2 separate regions of the Homo sapiens genome follow, and region 1 is linked to region 2. Evidence: chromatin contacts called from ENCODE Hi-C or POLR2A ChIA-PET data. All regions are on one chromosome and are shown on one strand. The core of a region is the stretch at or near the end of the contact, and the rest is flanking DNA. Distances in the headings are between cores, read along the strand shown.

What was found. A loop is a pair of places that touch in the nucleus more often than their neighbours do. ChIA-PET counts read pairs that join two places held with the same protein, here RNA polymerase II (POLR2A). Pooled maps may share reads with other maps.
Region 1: a map of endothelial cell of umbilical vein shows a loop between it and region 2 (6-fold over the local background). The contact joins two enhancer-like sites. A Hi-C loop is called at or near these places in 1 of 168 maps with a recorded cell type or tissue (endothelial cell of umbilical vein) and 2 of 50 pooled maps. POLR2A ChIA-PET finds 5 or more read pairs at or near these places in 1 of 52 experiments (Panc1).

What each region holds. Positions count from the first base shown.
Region 1 is chr11:132,070,552-132,074,966 of GRCh38, reverse strand. The region is part of intron 2 of NTM (neurotrimin); the gene reads right to left. It overlaps LOC124902795 (a long non-coding RNA gene), which reads right to left. Exons shown (of 2, transcript XR_007062958.1): 1 at 4,002-4,415; 2 at 1-3,793. Among named protein-coding and RNA genes, the nearest start is that of NTM-AS3, 180 kb to the right of the region's middle. Within about 2 kb of position 2,751, at least 5 of the 41 ENCODE cell types and tissues checked have a DNase peak (open chromatin) inside an H3K27ac peak, as active enhancers do.
Region 2 is chr11:131,693,308-131,697,796 of GRCh38, reverse strand. All of the region lies in intron 1 of NTM (neurotrimin), which reads right to left. Among named protein-coding and RNA genes, the nearest start is that of NTM-AS1, 32 kb to the right of the region's middle. Within about 2 kb of position 3,201, at least 2 of the 41 ENCODE cell types and tissues checked have a DNase peak (open chromatin) inside an H3K27ac peak, as active enhancers do.

The DNA of each region.
Region 1 (4,415 bases), core at 1,502-4,001, 380 kb before region 2:
TGTTTATAGGGAACATAGTGATTTTTCAATACATACAACTTATGGTGATCAGATTAGGGTAATTCATATATCTATCATCTCAAGCATTTATCATTTCTTTGCATTAGGAACATTCAATATCCTCCTTCTAACTATCTGAAACTACATACTGTATTATTTTTATAGTCATCCTACAGTGGTATACAACACCAGAACTTATCCATACTGTGTAGCTGTAAGTTTCTATTCTTTAACAAATTTCTCCACTGTATGTAAATTCCACATTTTCTTTATCCATTTATCCAGCAGTGGACATTTAGTGTTTCCATATCTTGGTTGTTGCGAACAGTGTTGCAATGTTTCTGAAATAGAAATTTATCTTCTAATCTGTATGTATGTTGAACATGGTGCCCATTTTTCTATTTCTCTTAATCCTAAAAAAAAAAAGCTGTTATTAAATCAACAAGCAGCTAACTGTCAATGGTACCTTCAAATCAAGCAAATATATTTTTCCTGAGAAACTGAGAGTAGGGAAGAATCCATTTTTTTATGAAATATCTTCTCTAAAATTAATCCTTGCTGCTGATATAAAAGGATCCAGATATCAATCCCCATATTTCTTTATAAGCCAAACTTCTGAGGCAGGTTTCCCCACCCACCTGTGTGCTGAGTCCCCACAAGAATGGTGATGGACCCTGAGAAACTGACTCAGCCAAATCCCTCACAAGCAAGGCCTGGTGTTCCCAGTGTCCAATGGCCTGTAAGTCAGTCAAGAGTTTCCTTGCCATCAGCCATTTTGCTTCAAATAGCCTACCAAGTTCATTCCAACACAGAAAGGCATCTGAGAACTGCATATTGTTTTCCAAACAACCCATTATCTGGTGGCCTACTGAAAAATTAGTTGAGGGAGAATCTGTGCTGAGAGATAAATCTTTCTGTGACATTTCAAGACTCATCCTCAGCCAATTAGAACTGCCACTGTGAGAGCAGCCTGTTAGCACACATTCCAACCACGTTAACCCCAGAAGTTCTGAAAGAAGCCCCTTAGCAGACCTACAGTGTCCTCTGCATTCTGGGAACTGATGGGAAAGCATGTGCATGTGTTGACTTATGGTGGAGCAAACCCCAAACAGGTTTGTGGCCAGAAATGGGATAGAACTAAAGAGTCAAAGAACTGAATTGAGAAATTGCAGACATTAAAAAAAGCTATTTCTAGAAGGAGTGGCTCTTTAGCGACAGGATTTACTCTGACCTCCGAATGCAACCTTGGGCCACACAGGAACCTGGACTCCTGGACAGATGAATTAGGGTGCTTTATTTCAAAATGAAATTGACCATAATGGTTAGTTTGGTGAGTTTCCTAGTGGAGTTTTGGCCTGAGGTTTTAAAAACTGCTCCAGGTCAAGACACTCTGAACCTCTTTCTATGCTATTTAACTGGCCCTATATTCCTCAGTGATCTTTTTTGGAAAGAAGGTGGAGCCATATGTCCTTTTAACAATACTCATAGCTTGCCATTTACAAAGGTTACCTTTACCAGGGGAGCTAGGTACTTTGCAAACATACAACTAACATCATGCACTGCTGGGGACATTTACACCACCAAATCATTACATAAATATTGCTTCATTAAGTCACAGAACATTCCTAAAGATAACTAGGCACCTCTGCTCCCATTTTTCTAGTTGGATAAACTGAGGTCCAGAGAAGACAATTCCTATACTCAAAGTCACCAAAATAAAACAGTTTATTTTCACTGGATCCCCTTCACAAATAGAAAAGTCCCCATTTTGGCTCCTCGTTGTTAATACAGAGGACACTTAGTTTGGAAACCCTTAGCCTAGAGAACTGCCAAATTCTGTTTTCTGATGCCAGTGACACAAAGCCCCAGCAGCCCACAGGACAGAAGGAGCTAGCACATCTCCAAGCTGAGGGACTCCGTGGCTGCAGGCTGTGTGCAAATGGACCCAGCTCATAAGCCAGCCTCATTTTTCACAAATGACACCATCTTTGGATCTGCACGCATCTGGCCATAGAGTAACTTTCAAAGAGTGTTTGTCAAAAGCTTATTCTCTCAGAAGAGTTCCCAGGAGAAAACCCCTATTCCTCTCAGCAGTCAAATCAAAAGGCCCCTCTCCCTGAAACCCCACACACAGGCACCACAGTGAGGAGGAATCACAACCGTAAAATAAGGGGCCAGAGTCCCGCAGAGGCCCCTGTGCCTCTCTCCCGGGGAGGTGGCAGGGATATCTGTGTACACGGCACTCTCCAACTGAACTGGGCCTCCTGTCTTGAGTAAAACTAAAAATAAGGGTGATAACAAGAAAGATTTATCTGAGACTGAAAGGAAGTTCTGACATTACCATAATGGCATCTCTCCAGAAAGTCTGTTCTTTCCTTTCCATTCACATCTCCACTTAGTATTTTTCTGAAAATATAGCTAAAGGCAACTATTCTTTCCCCATGGTTCACAACTATCAGATTGCCCAAGCTTGCACAGACTGCCCCCAAAACATGGTTAGTTAATTACTCACCAACAGAAATACCAAAAGCAACAAATCAGTTGCACACATATGTGTTTGAGAACCCTTATTGTTCTAAGAGACTCCTAATTACACATTTCCTCTGGTATCTACCCCTACCCCTCCCTACTTCCCTACGGGAGTCTGAGTAACACAATCAAAGAAGATTCTAAAGAGGCTTGTCATATCCTGGGGTTTACAAGACATGGTATTCAAAAGGCAATGATGTTAATATTGTTTTACAGTATGCTGGCTGCTTGGGGGGTTTGCAGCCATCTGTGTTCATTAACCCCTTTTTAAGTCAGGGGAAGGGCTGGGGTTGGCTCATTCACAGAGTTATGCTGCCTGCCTCATCACTCACTTCCTCTATCGAGTCATTGACTTGGGGGCATCAGGCATGATTTATTAGTAGGAAACATACCAGTAGACTTTGGTACAACAAGCATCTCCTAATTTTGCCCTAGCCAATCCCTATAAGAACCACTATCTGTATTACCTCTGAGTTCTCCAAGAGCTGATTCTAGAATATCCAGGTAGGTGTGAGTTACGAGCACAGAAGATTTTATTAGATCCACCGTCAAGGACTCCTAATACAGGCCTATTGCTACTGATGGATGACCTGGTTACCATATATATGAGGTAGTTACATTTATAATACAACGCACTTTTTTGTGTGAATCTGATAAAAGCTATGAACTCTAATTCCAGAAAAAAAAAATGTTCTTTCTCTCTTTCACACAAAAACGCACACCCCATATAATTCTGGGAGGTTCATGACCCACTGAAGCTCATCTGGGTCCACCAGCCCCAGCTGAGGAGATCTCATTTCATTAGAAGTTTAGCTTATTCTAAATATTTACCATGCCCTTCCCCACACTCCCATTATAATCATGGCTAATGTATTTTCATGATCTTTAATTTTTCCCACATTTGAATCAAATGATCTCCTCACTGATAGGAAGGGAACATTCTACTATCACAGTCTTTCATTTTAACAGATACACAGGCATCAAGGGCTTAATACAGGCAAGCACGGTGGTGGTCAGTGTGACGTGTTAACTTGGCTGTGTGACGTGTTAACTAACCTGTGATGGTCAGTGTGACGTGTTAACTTGGCTGAGTGACGTGTTAACTAACCTGTGATGGTCAGTGTGACGTGTTAACTTGGCTGTGTGACGTGTTAACTAACCTGTGATGGTCAGTGTGACGTGTTAACTTGGCTGAGTGACGTGTTAACTAACCTGTGATGGTCAGTGTGACGTGTTAACTTGGCTGTGTGACGTGTTAACTAACCTGTGATGGTCAGTTTGACGTGTTAACTTGACTGTGTGACGTGTTAACTAACCTGTGATTCTCAGTGTGACGTGCTAACCTGGCTGTGTGACGTGTTAACTAACCTGTGACGGTCAGTGTGACGTGTTAACTTGGCTGAGTGACGTGTTAACCAACCTGTGATGGTCAGTGTGACGTGTTAACTTGGCTGTGTGACGTGTTAACTAACCTGTGACGGTCAGTTTGACGTGTTAACTTGGCTGTGTGACGTGTTAACTAACCTGTGACGGTCAGTGTGACGTGTTAACTTGGCTGAGTGACGTGTTAACTAACCTGTGATGGTCAGTGTGACGTGTTAACTTGGCTGTGTGACGTGTTAACTAACCTGTGACGGTCAGTGTGACGTGTTAACCTGGGTGAGTGACGTGTTAACTAACCTGTGACGGTCAGTTTGACGTGTTAACTTGGCTGTGTGACGTGTTAACTAACCTGTGATGGTCAGTTTGACGTGTTAACTTGGCTGTGTGACGTGTTAACTAACCTGTGGTGGTCAGTTTGACGTGTTTTGGCTGTGTGATGTGTTAACTAACCTGTGATGGTCAGTTTGACGTGTTAACTTGGCTGTGTGACGTGTTAACTAAAC
Region 2 (4,489 bases), core at 1,952-4,451:
GGCTCCTGTGGATGGCAAGTAATTAAATAACGCAAGAGGGACTATGCAGGAATTCATGTGGAAATACGTAAGAATCAAATACATAAATTAAAGGACATTGAAAAGTACATTCCTAGTATATAGAGTTTTGAAAATAAAAAATCAAGTCAGGAAAATTTCAAAATCTCAAGGAATGGTTAAACATTGTCAGAAAAAATAAAATTACTGAATTGGAAGATAAATCCCGGAAAGTCACCCAGAAATACAGAAATGGGGACTATGGAATAGCAGTTAAGAGTGAGAAGACCCAACGCATGCCTAACAGGAGCTTCAGAAAGAGGGCTGAGAAGTGATACTTGAGGAGATAATGGAGGGCCAACAATTTTCCAAGGTTACCAAAGGTCCTGGGCATGGAAAATAATCAGCCAATATGTAAAACAATCAGACAGTACTCTGGATGAAGCTGCAACGGTAGATCAAGTAAGGCTTTCAAAATTGCCCCACACTTATGGCACAGGCCGCAGCCCTCAGTGGTCTCCAAGAGGCTCTGAGAGACCCATCCGACTGGCTGCAGACTGATGTGTCCACATTTTCCAGTTCATTCTAAAATTGTAATGACTGTAATCTCTGTGCTTATTATATTCACATCCATCTTACCTTGTGTCCTTATCTTGAAAGGAAATCTGAGAAATTAATAAGCAAAGAGCCTGACAATTACATGGCAATTCCACCGTGCCCCCAGCCGGCTTCGTCTAAAAACTGCCACTCTCTCCTTGCTGTGAACAGATCATCTCTGTCGCTTTTCTCCATATACTCAGGGCTATTCCACTAACGAAACGGGTTCTTGTCTTCAGTGCCAGGGGCAAGGTGACATTCCTTAAGATTTATTATTATTGTTTTCCATAACCCGAGGAATGTCAGTCCTTTAAAAGCCTCTGCACCATGTTGATTTTCTAAGTTAACTCTGACTTAGCATAGATTTATTGGCAAGGGTTGTGGTTTGCCTTGTGTGTGTGTGTGTGTGTGTGTGTGCATGCGTGGGTGTGCCTGTTTGAGACACAAAGGTGAAACAAGAGATAAAACCAACATTTATTTGGCTTTAACATGGGCCATTGCCTCAGCTAATTGCTATTATTTATGCCAATTCTTTCCCTTCTCATAGCAGTCACATTAGGAGAGCAGTATCATCCACATTTATCACATGAGAATCAGGCTCAGAGAGGTTAGGTACAGTGGAGGGTCACTTAGCTACAGGGTGTACGAAAGAAAAGGACTAATAGAGAAAGAATGACTCTCTGGAAAGAGTCCAGAATCCATATGGAAAATGGAAACACAATGTTGTGTGGTCTGATCCAGGCTTGTGGGCAGAAGGGAAGGCCCCTACAACTTGATATGTCTTCCTCTTTGGAGCCTAGTAAGTAATGGTGCTGGGTGCTGGTGTAACTCATGTCTCCCAGACAACCTTAACTCAAGCAACTTGAGACTCCCATACAAAAGCATATCATCAAGCCTTGTTTTCCCGGACTTGCACTCAACTCTCCTTCCTGCTGGCCTCCCCGGGTGCGTCCTGTGCTGTGTCATCCTTCCACAGTCATCACGTGACAATGAACACCCAACATCACCCCACACCCCATACTACCAAGGACATTTGTTCTCTCCGAGGCTGTTAGCTCTTTTTGTCCCAAGTACAATTCGCCCTCCTTCCCCTGGGGGCCGGCTCCCTTTGGCTGTGGGTTCTTTCATGTCTGTCACATCAACAACACTTTCTGTTGAGAGGCTAGTTGTTTGCAATGATAATTAGACATGCACCTTTCTGCACCACACGTCCAGTTTTTCTCATGCACTCCAGCCCTGTCCTTTGAGCGGCACACATACTGCAGCTGCTGTCACTCTTGGGACAGGATCAGAGTCCAGAGCGCAGGAGTGAAGGGACATAGACCTCTGATATATACTAGCTGTGTTTCCTTGGGAAAGTTTGCCTCTCTGAGCCTCTTTCCTCAATGGAATATTGGGATGATAATCCTACCCATGGGGTTGCCTTAAGGATTACGTGGGAAACGTCCATGTAAGACCTCTGTTACAATAAATGCTCAATCTTTCTGGTTCTCCATCCGACCCGCTGCTCCATCCCCTAGTTCTCAAGGTGGGCATGCCGGTGAAGTTGCTCCTAAACATGCTCTATTCACAGATTTGACACTTGTGGAGGAGAAAAACACCCCACTTCAAAGGACAAAGGAGACTGACAAGGTTTGTTGGGTACAGAGGAAAGAGTCTGAGCTATTGGATCAAAACCCGACAACCTCATTTCCTGGAAAATCATGTAACTTCTCTGAATTGCATTTATAAAACCTGAATATGTGCCTCATCGGATCACTCTAAAAATTCAATGAGACAATCTGTATGAAAACATGTGCCGGCATGAAGGTTTGCGTAAAGTCATTCGTTCAGGAAACCTTTCTGAGCTAGCCCAGTCCAGTCTTTGACATCATCTCAGGGGGAGCTGCTAGGTTTAGGACAAGCACAATAAAACCAACACCAAGCCAGAGGTGTGCAGGTGGCATCTGGGTGCCTGGCCAAGACACTAAGGCCACACTCTGAATTCTTATACAAACCCAGTGCCTATCTCGTCACAGAGATTTTTCTTTTCAGGGCGGGGGGGTGGGTACTAAAATCCTCAGCCTGTCCGTGGCCCAGAGCATTTTCAGGTGAGAATGTCCTGGACAACGCATCGTGCGTTTCCCCTGGCAGACAGCTCTCTCCTGCACCCTCCCGGCGGCGGCGGCGCTCCTCCCAGCCCGTCCAACACTGCCCTCTGGTGGCAGCAGGTCGCAATTTCATGGCTCTCCGACTGCCCCTCTGCTGGGGCTCCTCCCTTCCCAGGCCCCATTCCGGCTGCGAGGGCGCTGAGCGAGTCCCAAGGGCAGGCAGTTTCTCTGCGAGTTCCAGATTCCTACATTGTCAGCTGATCTTTCCTCTGCATTCACGCCCCACCCAATCCTGAGTGATCATCAGGCTCACCTGATCCTGTTTAAAAGCCTTTATGCCCTTCCGCAAAGCTCATGGTCTTGGCATAAAACCAAATCTGCTCCTTCAGCGAGAGCTCCTCTGTCCACACGTCCAGTCTCGGCTCTGGAGCCGTCCTTCGGAGGTACTGCCAGCCCGTGGTTCCCAGGCCCAGCTCCCTGTCCTGCCTGAGCTCATTCACTGCACTTCCCGCTTCAGCCTTGCACGCCCTTTCCCGCCACCGAGCAGGTGGCTTAAGCTCTTCAGAACCCAGAGGGATGTCACTTTCTCCATCAGGACTTCTCCGGCAACTCCCCCTACTCTGAGCTGGGTGCAGACCTAAGCCCTGCTTCCCACTCTGTCACAGGCCTTTCCCACCAGACTCAGCTTCTAGACCCAGCAATGGCATTTTGTTTGCATTTTAAAAAATCACCATAGCCCTAAGACAGAATACAGTGCTGCCCGTGGAGACTGAATAAATGTTGAATGAAAATGGTCTGTAGCTTGAGAACTAGAGGAAGAGTAGATGCTGCAAGGGTAACAAGTCATCACTATTACTTACATTCTCACTAATAATAATGGTCCTTATTGAACAATTCTCCTATGCGAGGCACCATTAACTGCTTTAAATGCATGTTCTCATTGAATAGGCCTCTATATGATGTAGTGAGCATCTGCAAATACTGTCTCATTGAGCCTTCACAGCAACCTTGGCAGGGAGGAGAACAAGTGTTAGATCCATGTGACAGAGGAGAAAACGAAAGTCGGGGAGAGGTGGGTGACCAAGCATCCAAGAATAGTGTGAGAGCCCAGATTTTGCAATCTCTCTCCTAGTGACACAAGTCTGCTATACTTCATGTATACTCTTCCACCTCTTCCTGAAAGAGACAGGTCTCCAGAGACGAAGTCAAACACAGGAATGTGCTTCCACCTGCAGACCCAGGCTGTAAAAGCAGCTTCTCCTCTCTCGCTTCCAGTTTCTAATCAATTATGGAGGAAATGACAGTGGAGAGGGGAGGAGAGAGACACTCCATAGTGACTGCAGCTCATTGAAAAGATACCCGAGGCTTTGTCTCTGCAGCCACAATGCCCAGCTGGGAACACCAGGGCATATATACATAGGATTTGGGTGGATGACACTGAGACAAAGGAAAAATGACAAACCAAGTGAATTAAGTGAAGGTGAAATAAACGGTGCTCAGCAACAGATGGGGCTGGTGCTGGGTAATTTTCTCCTGTCACCTCCCCTCAGGTAATAGATAATCCTGCAGCTGCTGGATTTCCTGGGAAGTCAGGCACGGGGCCTGAGTCTCCTTCGTGTTTGGAAGCCATGCCCCCCATTCCTTAACCTGTCTTGATGATAAAAATCTTAAGAGCCAAAACTTTTTGCAAGACTTATCCTGGCGATTTAACTCCGTCCCGGCTAAGGTTGCTATCCGTCAGGCTGTCATGGTGACAGGCAGATTTGTAAATGTTCTGGCTCCAGTGTCAGGTTGAAGGTGACATT